2 separate regions of the Mus musculus genome follow, and region 1 is linked to region 2. The links are chromatin contacts, found by POLR2A ChIA-PET in ENCODE. All regions are on one chromosome and are shown on one strand. Each heading gives the region's core, a stretch centred on a gene start or an enhancer-like site at or near the end of the contact. The rest is flanking DNA. Distances are from core to core; before and after follow the strand shown.

Region 1 (6,179 bases), core at 2,956-5,455, 77 kb after region 2:
CTGTACTGATACCTGTAGACTCATCTGATGGATGATTTGGTGGCTGCCCCGCTGCCCCTTGGAAGTGGAGATTGTGTTATTGTATTTGTTAGTGTTATTATGTCTGACAACTATCTTTCTTTCTTTCTTTCTTTCTTTCTTTCTTTCTTTCTTTCTCCCACGTAGAGTGGTAATCCTACTTCCACAGTGGTAGTACTCTGGGCCTGCAACAAGATACCTAGCTTTGACTTCTCTCTGTTACAAAGGATGCTGCCCTGTAGTAAGTTTTCTTTCTTTCCTTCTTTCTTTCTTTTCTTTCTTTCTTTTCTTTCTTTCTTTTCTTTCTCTCTTTTCTTTCTCTCTTTTCTTTCTCTCTTTTCTTTCTCTCTTTTCTTTCTCTCTTTTCTTTCTCTCTTCTTTCTCTCTTTTCTTTCTCTCTTTTCTTTCTCTCTTTTCTTTCTCTCTTTTCTTTCTCTCTTTTCTTTCTCTCTTTTCTTTCTTTCTTTTCTTTCTTTCTTTTCTTTTCTTTCTTTTCTTTTTTTTTTTTTAATTTATTTATTATTGTATGTAAGTACACTGTAGCTGTCTTCAGACACACCAGAAGAGGGAGTCAGATCTTGTTACGGATGGTTGTAAGCCACCATGTGGTTGCTGGGATTTGAACTCTGGACCTTCGGAAGAGCAGTCGGGTGCTCTTACCCACTGAGCCATCTCACCAGCCCTTCTTTTCTTTTCTTTCTTTCTTTCTTTCTTTCTTTCTTTCTTTCTTTCTTTCTTTCTTTCTTTCTTTCTAAGATTTATTTATTATTATATTATGTAAGTACAATGTAGCTGTCTTCAGACACACCAGAAGAGGGCGTTAGATCTCATTACAGATGGTTGTGAGCTACCATGTGGTTGCTGGGATTTGAACTCAGGAACTTTGGAAGAGCAGTCAGTGCTCTTACCCACTGAGCCATCTCACCAGCCCATAGTAAGCCTTTGTTTACAGAGTTTCATGAAATCTATAGAGGACTGCCCCCGCCTCCACCCCCAGCCCTAACTCCAACCCCACGATTGGAAGACCTCAGGGCCTGTGTGCGATCATTGGCTTTACAAAAACTTTTTCCCTCTCATTGAGAGGCTTCTTTTTGCAGTAGACGGTGGTGAACACAGAGACTCATGATTTGATCAGCACGCTAGAATAAGAGACTGTGGAGTTCTCAGCCCTAAATGGGATGCCAGTATTACCTTTTATGGCTCTTTGTGGAATGGGGGCAGAGACAGTGGGACGATTCAGGACACAACAGGGCATCTGCCCATATGAACCTACAGTGACAGTGACAGCATGCACCTGGGAGAAGTCTAGCCAGAGGATGCTCAGCAGTTTTACCCTTAGCTGAGGAGCTACTGGCAACTGGTTACTAGGAGAGAGAAGGTCAGGTTTCCTCAGGTGGAGGGCACCAGATAGGCCCCCATTGCTCCAGTAGATTGTCCTACGTCCATGCACATAGTGGCAGTACTATATGAACCCAGTGGGAACCCCATGGAATTAGGGGGAGAAGGAATAGGGTGGCCTTGAATGAAACACTTCACATGCATGTATACGATTCTCAAACAACAAAAAAAGATATGTATCTTTACAGATTTTCCCCCCCTTATAAATATATCTTTAGGGCTGGTGAGATGGCTCAGTGGGTAAGAGCACCCGACTGCTCTTCCGAAGGTCAGGAGTTCAAATCCCAGCAACCACATGGTGGCTTACAACCATCCGTAACGAGATCTGACTGGAGTGTCTGAGGACAGCTACAGTGTACTTACATATAATAAATAAATAATAAAAAAAAATCTTTAAAATAGTGTTTTAAAAGCTAGTTTTGGCGGTGCACTGCTTTAATTCCAGCTGAGGCAGAATGGGGAGGGTGTTTATGAGTTCCAGGCTGTGATTATGTTATTACTTAAACAAACAATATGGAGAGAGAGAGAGAGAGAGAGAGAGAGAGAGAGAGAGAGAGAGCCAGCGAGCAAAGCCAGCGGGGAACACTGGTATTGTATTGAAAAGAATTCTTGTGAAAATCTGCCAAAGCTCTCTGAATAAGGTATTACAATTTTTTTCCCCTGCAAAACCCAATACGAATCTCAAATCTCCTGGTTTATTAACAAAAACAAAAAAACAAAACAAAACAAAAAAGCCTTCCAGATGGGTGTGGGGTCTCATCCCTTTAATTCCAGCATTCGGGAGGCAGAGGCAGGGGATCTCAGAGTTAGAGGACATCTGGTTTGCACAGAGAAGTTCCAGGATAGCCAGGGCTGTTTTTAAAAACAAACAAACAAGCCGGGCGTGGTGGTGCACGTCTTTAATCCCTGCACTCGGGAGGCAGAGGCAGGCAGATTTCTGAGTTTGAGGCCAGCCTGGTCTACAAAGTGAGTTCTAGGACATCCAGGGCTATACAGAGAAACCCTGTCTCGAAAAAACAAACAAACAAACCCAACCAACAAAGCCTCTACAGCTCCAAATTAAAGCCCACATTCCTTGGTTGGGCTAGCAATCCTACCAAGCGTTCCTAGAAGGAGGTTCCCACTGGAGGCTCAATGCTAGCTGCCTGTTGATAGGCTCTGACCCAGTGCTGGAGCACTGCACTGTCTCTTGGTTCCTGGCTTCCGGATTCCAGGTTCTGCCTGGCTGCCTTTTCCTTCCAGCCTGGGCTGGGCGAGCCCTTTCCCTTTGCACGTGGGAACTGTGCACGTGTTCCTTTTGGAAACTCGCTGTAACACTTTAACACCTGTATTTTCGGTATTTAAGAGGTTAGGGCAGGAGGATGGCGAGTTCGAGATCAGCCTAGGGTATGGTAAATCCAGCTCAGCATAGGCTACAAGGGGAGACCTTGCCTCGAAAAGCCCTGAAACAAAACAAATTAATGCGAGTTTAGCTTGCTTTCAGGATTTCATGTCACTCAGAATGGCCTTGGACTCGTGTAGCTCAGGATGGCCTGGAATTCTCCCTGCCTCCAGGGAACACAGACTAGTCTAGTTTGTGTTTAGCATTTGGATCACAGCTCTTAATATAAAATGCTCATGGTGGCCAGAAGGCTCACAAAACCCCCCCGAGTTGGGGTCAGCAGCAGACTGAGGTACTACTATTTGGACCCTGGAGCCTTTATGGGGGAACCTTAGGCGTGTCTGCCTAGGAGTTGGGTAAAGTTCCCATTTCAGTTTGAAAAGCATGTGACAATGGCTGGTGGTGACGCATCCTATAACTTTCGCCAGCCAGAGGGTGATCAAAGATGGGATGTTGTCTCTGCAATCACAAGATTGGAAAACCTGAAAACGTCCAGGAGCCACCCGGGCACGCCAGCTTGGAAGCCACCCGGGAACAAGAGCATTCCCAAACGCCAGGGAGGCTGCCTCGCGGTATGCTCTGGGGTGCCGACCAAGCCAGTTTCGCTGTCCTCGGTCGCCACTGCATTCGTGCTGAGTAATGCTAAGGGTCAGCAGCTCCTGCTCTTCCGAAATGCATGCAAAAAAAGTTTTGATGCGAAGAGAAAAAAACCAAACCAAAAAAACAAAACCCGGGAAACTGTTACTTAGATCCCGGGTACCAGAGTCGCCTGGGAAGGCGGGAGACCGGTCCTCGAGGACAGGATTCAACCTAAGAGGAAGAGAAAGGAAAGGGAACGGAAGACGCAGCTAGTCCATCCTCTTAACCGCTCCAGAGGGCACGGCGGCCCTGGGGCTGCCTTTGGAGAGGGCCATCCCTCCCTGTCAATCAGCTCCATTCGGTGTTGCGATTGGCTGGGGGCTTCCTTGCTCCCCGCCCGCGCCTACCTCCTAGTTGCATGGGGTTTACTTCCCCAAAGTACACGGGCCCCACCTTGTGGATCAACCGCTCCTGCCTGGACAGTGGGTTTCCGCCCAGAAAAAGAAATGTAAGCCAATGAGAACGGGTGCATGCAACTATTGGCTTGTCTGAGTGTCGCTCTCAGTGCATCCCGCCCTCATTTTTATAGACCATCTGAGTATTGGCGAGGTTTCGTGTCCATCTGGGCTCTAGCTCCTTCAGTTATAGGCAGATGCGGCAGCCACTCAGGAGCTCGGCCTCTAGACAAAGACGCTGTCCAATCATAGCCAAGGGGCGCGGTGGCGAGGCGGCCATTGGTCCCTGCATGCGACCGGGAGCAGCAGGTTCGGCTGAGCGCGGCTATATAGCGGGCGGCGGGCACGCGTGCCGCGGCATCGCGCGAGGGACGCCGCCACCTCCTCCCACGTAGCAGCCCTGTCCTCCCGCTCAGCCGCGCAGGTACTTGGGCCCGCGGGTGGGGCTGATCGGATGCGGGCCGGGCATGAGCCGAGCTGCGGCCGCGAGCGGGGCGCCCCGGGAGACCGCGCGGCGCGTCCCCACCCCCACCAACGGCCGGCGCGGCCTCCTGCCTGCGCTTTAGGGCCCGCGCGTGGTCCACCGCACCAACGGCGGGCGTCACGCGTCTGGCCGGCCCTGCGTGCTCCACGCGCATTCTCTGGCGCGCGCCGGCTCTTCCGGATGGTATAGCTGGGCCTGGACCCTAAGGAAGCCTTCGGATATGGGGATGGGGGTTGGGGGAGCCCAAGCTGAGAGCGTGATCGCGCCTCCCAGGGTTGCAGAACGGAGGCGCGCGACCCCGGGTTCAAGGGCTCAGTGGTGCAGAGACAGCCACGCCAAGACGTGATCTCTCCAATCCCCCCACTGTTTCCCCCTGCACTATGCCGAGAGTTCCCTTTTTTCCCGCCCTTCCCGGTCACCTGGGTGCAATCAGGTAGGTCCAGTCAACAGGAGAACGAGGTGGAATCAAGGCCCTCTGTAGGGAAAGGACAGGCATCTGTGCAGGCTACGTGGCTGTGGGACACCATCGGCCACTGAGCTCTTGAATCTGAGGTGCAAACCCCAGTATAAGAAGTCCCGTGGTGGCATCTGCGAGCCAGTGGGGGACTCCAGAGAAGAGATTAGGAGTGGGGTTTTGAATGACAAAGGAAGACTTAGCTTTCTTCGCACTTACATAGATAGATAGATGCGCCTCCAAGTTAGCTTCTGGGAAAAATAGAGAAAAATACAGTGAGTGTAATGTAATCGAGTGTGCCTCTCAGCAGGTCCGAAACGCACCTCGAGGTAACGGGAAATTCCCGCCAACAGGAAGTCAAACTCTGACATTAGATCTTGACTCTTCAAGACCCCTTTTTAACTTAGAATGTTTTAGTTGTGAATCAGAACAAACTTAGATTAAAAAAACCTTTGTTTGAGAAGGTCGTAAGTCCAAGGAAACAAAGTGTTTAAATTCTTACAAGAGTTGAAGTTAAAGTTTGAAATTGGATAGGACCGGCCCGGGCTTCAGTGCAGAGGTGGAGCACTTGGCATGGAATACAGGAAGCCCCGGGTTCAGTCACCAGAGCCACAAAAATAAGTCACATCTGAAATTGCTGGGGAGAGGATGGTGTCCAGTGTCCAGTTATTGTGCAGTGGGTCACAGTCACCGATTGGGTTTGTTGGCAAGCACAGCCATTAGGTCTCCTGCCGAACCATCGATGATCAACTGCCTTTTTTAAAAATTCTTACTGTGGAGCCCTTCCTGGCCTGGAATTCAAGAGGATCTCAGAATCTTCTCGGTGCCAAGAGTTAAGGTGCCTCCACTAAGCCCAACCGAGTAATTTATTTTAGTACTTACTTGGTTTGACTTCTACGGGTTGCAAAGCTATTTTCAAGGATCTGTGGTCAGCCTATCTTTCTATGCTGAGGATTGCCTTTAACCCCTGGCTAGAAAGCACGTTAAATGGCAGATGTTTCACATCGAAGACTACAACAGAAGTTTCAGGACTAGTTCTTGAGGGGCACATCCTTGCAAAAAGTTAAAGACCACTGACATTTAACAAAGTGGCAACGAAGAACCAAACGCTGTGGGGATGCATGCTGAATTTAACTGCCTTGCTTCTGAATATAACATTGTTTCCTTGGAACGGGTTCTACTTAACCTGCACGGAGGGGTAGGCGAATGTTAGTAATTCATCACCTTTTAAAATAAGGCAGTGACCTGCTTTCTAACTTGGGAAGTTTGAGTCCAGGTAGTGTTACTGAGGTCAGATATATCAAGGGGAAATGATCGAATTGAAGGGGATGGCTATTAATCTCATCCCCACACATTCAAAAGACTCTTGGCCTCAGGCAGGTGCTTAGTAGGATAGGGATAGATAGAAAC
Region 2 (6,467 bases), core at 2,893-5,392:
GCCACCCATAACTGTTGAGTATCTTAGTTTAGGTTAATATTGCTATGACAGAACCATGACCAAAGCAAGTTGGGGAGGAAAGGGTTTTGGTTTACACTTCTACATCACTGTTTATTATTTAAGTTCCTGCTCATCAAAACAGGAACTCAAAGTCAGAGCAGGAACCTAGTGGCAGAAACTGATGCAGAGGTCACGGAATTCTCTGGCTTGCTCCTCGTGGCATGTTCAGCCTGCTTTCTTAAAGAATCTAGGACCACCAGCCCAAGGATAACACTACCCACAGTGAGTGTACTGGGACCTCCCTCAACAATCACTAATTGATAAAATGCCCTACAGCTGGATCTTATGGAGGTATTTGTTTCATTTGAGGTTCTCTCATTTCAAATGACTCTAGCTTATGTCAAGTTGGCACAAAACTATCCTGGACAGTGAGTCTTCGCATCTCCTTAACCTAATCAAGAGAATCCCACGGATGTGCCCAGAGCCCTGTCTCTCAAGTGATTCTATACCTAAAGTTGACAACTGAGATTGGCCACTGGGTCTCCTAGGTAGCCCTGGCTGGATTTGAACTCACAATCCTGCTTCCTGAGTGCTGAGACTTCACTGTGCAATGCTGTACCCATCAAAGAGTAATATAGTAAGATAGCATTTTGTTTTGTTTTGTTTTGATGGTGTTGCTTAGCAATCCCAGGCCCCTTCTCTAAATGAGCACTCTACTATTGGGCTAACCCCCTAGCCCTTCTTGAGTGGCTTCCAAACAAACAAGTGAGCTAAACTTTGTATCCAACTCTCTTTTAAAAGCATTAACCAAATTCCTTGGGCTTAGTTTGCTGTGTATTTTTACCTTGCATTTAAGATGCACTGGGGTTCAGCAACCTGTAGTCAAAGGACGATTGAACTTCACTTTGTGCTAAGTCTCACCAGGAATCATATGTCCATCCCCCCACTCAAGACTGACAATGACCCTTTTATACCCGTTAGACTTGTCCTTAGCCCCTTGGACTTTTCTGTTGTGGCAGGGGTGAGAAGGGTTCCTCATTGTTGCTATGCGTTCAGAATCACCTGGGTTGCAGGGCCAGCTCAGATATGAATTCAGCGGCTGAGCTTAAAGTGTTGCTACAATTACCACAAAAATACACAGTTTAGTGTGACCCTCAGGAATCAACAAGCCATTTTTTTAGTAGACATCCTAGCATATGAGAGGTAGTTGCAATTGTTCTTCTTGTTGTTGGTTTTTAAGTATTTGTTGTTCATAGGAAAATTGAATCAGTAATCTAGTGATCTTACCTGAGGGGTTTTGCTTCTCTGAAATTCATATTCCACATAAGGAAAATGAGGGGGCCAGATTGGACCTCCCTAAAGCTTTAAATAAATTCTAAGTCCCTAGGAACCTTCTTTCTCTCTAGAACCACCAGGGGGCACTCTCTCCTCGATGCCTCTTGGCCTGGTGACTGGCTGGGTCCCGCAGGATCTGTGTGCACAGCTGGAAATCAGGTTAGCTGGATCCAACTATGCCTAGAAAGACCTATCCAAGTAGAGAAAGGCAGATCACAGAATCAGTCCCTGAAGACAAGACTCTGTTGTCCTGATATCCACTGACCATTAAGTAGAAGAGAGGCTTCCCACCCACAGCTGGCTGGATGATACATTTCCAGGCCTGCCCAGGACCCTTTGAGTACGCCTATTCTTCTGTTTCGATTTGGACATATTGAACACTTATAGTCCTGCAGCAGGAACTACCGCAGACACTGCACATCTGGTACAGACTGAAAAGCCCCTGAGTTCCTTCCCAAAGCACATGTGGCCTTGGGGAAGAAATGTGATGGGCAGGAGAAAGGGGACAGGCCAAGACTGTGGAGTGTAGCCGGTGGTGGTGGTGGTGGTGGTGGAGACAAAGATGATGGTGATGGTGGTGATTTGTTGGCTTTTTCTGTACCCTGCCCACAGACTGAAAGACAGAAACATTACTGCCAGAATTGTCACAGGTGGGCCGTGAGATTGGAGTGTTGGCAGAGACTCTATTGGGTTACACTGTGTCTGGGAGGGAGGGAGGAAAGGAAAAAGGAAGTGGGGGGACAGAGGGAGGAGTCCTTTTCTGGTTCCTTTGACCCTGGTATCTCCCATCTCAGGTCTGGTTACCTACTCCCTAGGAAATGCTTGATTCGTTAATGGTGACCCAAAGACCTACACTTCCCGTAAGGGTGGGACAGCCACCATTTTAACTCCAAGATGATTTTAGGAAAGTTCTTTGGTTGGCTTTATGTCTAATTACTTGTAATGTGGTCTTCCTTTGAACTGTCAAGGGCAAGGTCTGATTTCTTTGTGTATAAGAAGCATGGGACATATCCACTCAAGCGAGGCATTGTTTCTCATTGTATTTTTATTGTGTTTATCTTTAAGGTCTAGCTCTAGGGTTGACCTTAAAGTCTAGTGTGTGTGTGTGTGTGTGTGTGTGTGTGTGTGTGTGTGTGTTCTGTTATTTTTAAAATAGGAGTTCATGTAGCCCAGGTGTCTTAGTTAGGGTTTCTATTGTTAAGACAAAACACCGTGACCAAAAAACGAGTTAGAGAGGAAGGGGTTTATTTGGCTTATACTTCCATATCACTGTTCATCGTTGATGGCAATCAGGACAGGAACTCAAGCAGGGCCAGAACCTGAAGGCAGGAACTGACGCAGAGGCTATAGAAGGGTGCTGCTTCCTGGCTTGCTTTCCCTTTTAGCCTTTCTTATAGGACCCAGAACCAACCCAAGGATGAACTACCCACCCAGTGGGCTGTGCCCTCCCCCACCAACCACTAATTAAGAAAACACTTTACAGCTGGACCTTATGAAGGCATCTTCTCAGCTGCGGTTCCTTGTTCGTATGTCAAGTTATCAGAAGACTAGCCAGCACACCAGGCTTTCAACTCACCTGTAGGCCAGAATAAACCTAAATTTCTGATCCTCCTACTTTACCTCCTAAAGACGAAAATTATAGCTCTGTGCCATCGTGCCCAGTTTATTTTGATTTTGGATTTAAAGTCAGGGTTTTATCCATACTAAATGAGTACTCTATCAACTCAGCCACAGTCATGATCTAGGCTGCATGATGCTGGTCTTCTGTCGAGGGTAAGGATACAATTTCCTTTGGATATTAAAGGGCTTTAGTGAAGGGGTTGTTTTATTTGGTTTAGTTTTTAAGACAGGGTCTTGTTATGGAAACATGAATGGCCTAGGATTCACAATGTAACCCAAGCTGCCCTCAAATGTGAGATCTTCCTGCTCCTGCCAAATGCTGGGACTACGGGTGTGTCTTAAGTAGTTTGCTTTAAAGCGGCAGTTTTTGACCTGTGAGTTGTGACCCTTTGTGGGTCGAATGACCCCTTTCACAAGGGTCACATATCAGATATCCTGCATATAAGATACTTACATGATGGTTTGTAACAGCAGCAAAATTACAATTAAGTAGCAACGAAAATAACTTTATGTTTGGGAGTCACCACAACATGCGGAATTGCATTAAAGGGTCACAGCATCAGGAAGATAGAACTGTTGCGTGCAGGTTTTTGTTTTTGTTTTTTTTTTTTGTTTTTGTTTTTTTCTTTTTCTTTTTGGTTTTTTGAGACAGGGTTTCTCTGTATAGCCCTGGCTGTCCTGGAACTCACCCTGTAGACCAGGCTGGCCTCGAACTCAGAAATCTGCCTGCCTCTGCCTCCCAAGTGCTGGGATTAAAGGCATGTGCCACCACTGCCTGGCTTGCATGTAGTTTTACGCTCTATCTGCCTTTAGCTCCGGGAAGTGACCGCACTACCAGCCCCTACCTGGCTTCCCTTAAATTCTCAGACAAAAGACACACACAGTTTGTTCCTTTTCAGCTTGCCTTAGGACACAATTGCTGGGCGTTACTATCTCTCGCCTTTAGTAATATTTTTATCTCCACTCTTCCCACAAGCCCTAAACTTCAGTGGCTAGTCCCACCTAGGCCCCGCTAAACATCCCTAACCACCCGCCTGTAGTAGTGGTCACAGGCCCCAGCTCGTCCTGGGACCTCACATGGCTGCTGTCATCTCTCTCCAAAGCACGGCAAAAAAGCCTCCTCTCCTTCCTTGCATCTTCTTTTCCAATTGGGACCTGGAAGTCCCGCCTACCTTCTTCCCAATTGGCCCACGGCTATCTTTACTGACAGATAAAGAACCAATTGGAGAACAGGACCTTAGCATCAGAACCGCCCCTATAGAGAATCACTGCTTTAAAGAAATTGGCGGACAGAGCCAGGAGGGCAGGGAAGCATCACCTCTGACGACTGATGGTTCTGTTAACTCCGTTGGCAGGTGACTGGCAGTGGGCTGCAGTGCACCTCAACCCAGCCTTGATTTTTAATTCTTCCATGCTGACTTTTCTTGAAAATTCTGAAGACTTGCTGTAGAAGACATTCACATTTGGAGATGAGAGGCCTGCTAAGTTCCAGCCTCTCTCTGCCCTTCACCGCCTTCAAGGTGTAGCCAAGTCATCTAAGCCCCAGAGCTCATTTCTTGAGAGCTGAGCTTTGGGGGTCAGTGCTGTGTGTTCCACAGATGATCTGACCCCGGCTGACCAAGGGGCAAGATCTTGTTCCCCACCTTGACAGAGGGAACAGTTTCACAGTTTCCACACCTGCACCCAGTCTTCGTTTCCTTCGCACACCATTCTGTCTGGAACTGTTCAGTTGTGTGATTCTGCCTTATTCAAGGGACATCTTGTCCACTGGAGGCACCCGACAAACAGCTAATGAATGCAACACCGTAGGAATTTCCTTTTTTTTTTTAAGATTTATTTATTTTTTTATATGTAAGTACACTGTAACTGCCTTCAGACACACCAGAAGAGGGCATCCAATCTCATTACAGATGATTGTGAGCCACCATGTGGTTGCTGGGATTTGAACTCAGGACCTCCGGAAGAGCAGTCGGTGTTCTTAACCGCTGAGCCCTCTCTCTAGCCCCCTGTAGGAATTTCCTAAACCCTCTGATTGCCCAGATTCCCAGAGACCATCAATATACTGGGCTTGCACACATAAGATCAGAACAAAACTTCCTAGATCCTCCCTGCCCTGCCCCTAACATCACACTGGTATGTCTGAGGGGCACAAGTTTCATAAAGTGTTCTGTGGGGTTTTAAGGATTAATAATAATAATAATAATAATAATAATAATAAAAGTGTTATTATTATTGCATCAACCACCAAGGATCCAAGACCTTGCTCCTCCACCTTGCCAGAGGTGTTGTTATTATTATTATTATTATTATTATTATTATTATTATTATTATTATTGAGGCAGGGTCTCAGTATGCAGTCTTAGCTGCCCTATAACTATATAAACCATGCTGCTCTCAAACTCACAGACTGCTGCTCATGACTGCCTCCCAATTACCAAGGTTAAAGGTGTGCACCACTACACTCAGCTCCCTAGAATTTTGTGTGAAGAAAATGTCTTGATTTGGGGTGAACACAGCTTGATTCTCAGACACTTGAAAGGTGGCTGGAATGATTAAAGAACTAATACACACACACACACACACACACACACACACACACACACAGGATGGGGGTGTGTATAGTCTTGTGTAGACGAGGCTGGCCTCCAGCTCACTTGTAGCTAAGGATGACCTTGGACATTTGACTGTCCTGCCTCTACCTCCTTGGGGCTGGGATTTCAAACATTCACTGCCACAGCCAGCTTAGGTTGCGCTGACGATCGAACCTGGGCTTTGTTCATATTGGGTAAGCACTTTATCAACTGAGCTACATCCCAGCCCAGGAACTGGCTTCTTCATGTGTTAAATTAGTGCTCACAGGAGCCATATCTTCCCTGTCTGAGTGTGTGAATATGTGTGTGTGTATAAAAGCACAATGGAGTGTTTGCTTCTGTGCACAAGTATGGCCATGTTTGTGCACACCTGAAAACGAAGCACCGGAGAGTAAGACACACATACCATCACCCGGGACAGGACAGCCGTTTCTAAGTTGTTACTTTTTATTTTGAAAGACTTGTCAAGCTCTTCACATTGCTGTGAGAGTTTGCATGGTTAATGAGAAGCAGCTTTTTCATGAAATGCTTGGAGGGGAACAATTTCTCAGCCTGTGAGATCTGACCATTCCGTTGGCTTGGAAGTTTCTCTTGATTAGTAGAAGGTTTCAAGTGGCAGGGGGTGGGGAGAGGTGAGGGGGAACATGCTAGAAACTTTATGACAGCCATCTAGATGTGAAAAAAATCAAACCAATTCACCAGTCTCACTTCCTCTACGTTACAACCTTTTCTGTCTTCCTCTTGAGTCTCACTTTCCTGAAACAGCCTCCCAGTGCCTAGAGCTCCCGGCAAGAACCTGAAAGCCCAATTGCAGTTGAGTGATGTTCTGGCCCACCCATGGCTCACCAAAACTAAAACCAACAGCCAAACATGGAAAGAAACGCCCTAAGAGTCGAGAAGACAGCAAGGTCCCGGGCTGCT

What was found. ChIA-PET counts read pairs that join two places held with the same protein, here RNA polymerase II (POLR2A).
Region 1: POLR2A ChIA-PET joins it to region 2 with 34 read pairs in embryonic stem cell. The contact joins the promoter of G3bp1 here to the enhancer-like site in region 2. POLR2A ChIA-PET finds 5 or more read pairs at or near these places in 4 of 5 experiments (Patski and embryonic stem cell).

The regions. Positions count from the first base shown.
Region 1 is chr11:55,465,547-55,471,725 of GRCm38, forward strand. G3bp1 (GTPase activating protein (SH3 domain) binding protein 1) reads left to right here and starts at 4,206. Exons shown (of 12, transcript NM_013716.2): 1 at 4,206-4,255.
Region 2 is chr11:55,388,529-55,394,995 of GRCm38, forward strand. It overlaps Sparc (secreted acidic cysteine rich glycoprotein), which reads right to left. Exons shown (of 10, transcript NM_009242.5): 10 at 5,631-6,467. Among named protein-coding and RNA genes, the nearest start is that of Gm31842, 8.9 kb to the left of the region's middle. Within about 2 kb of position 4,143, at least 1 of the 3 ENCODE cell types and tissues checked has a DNase peak (open chromatin) inside an H3K27ac peak, as active enhancers do.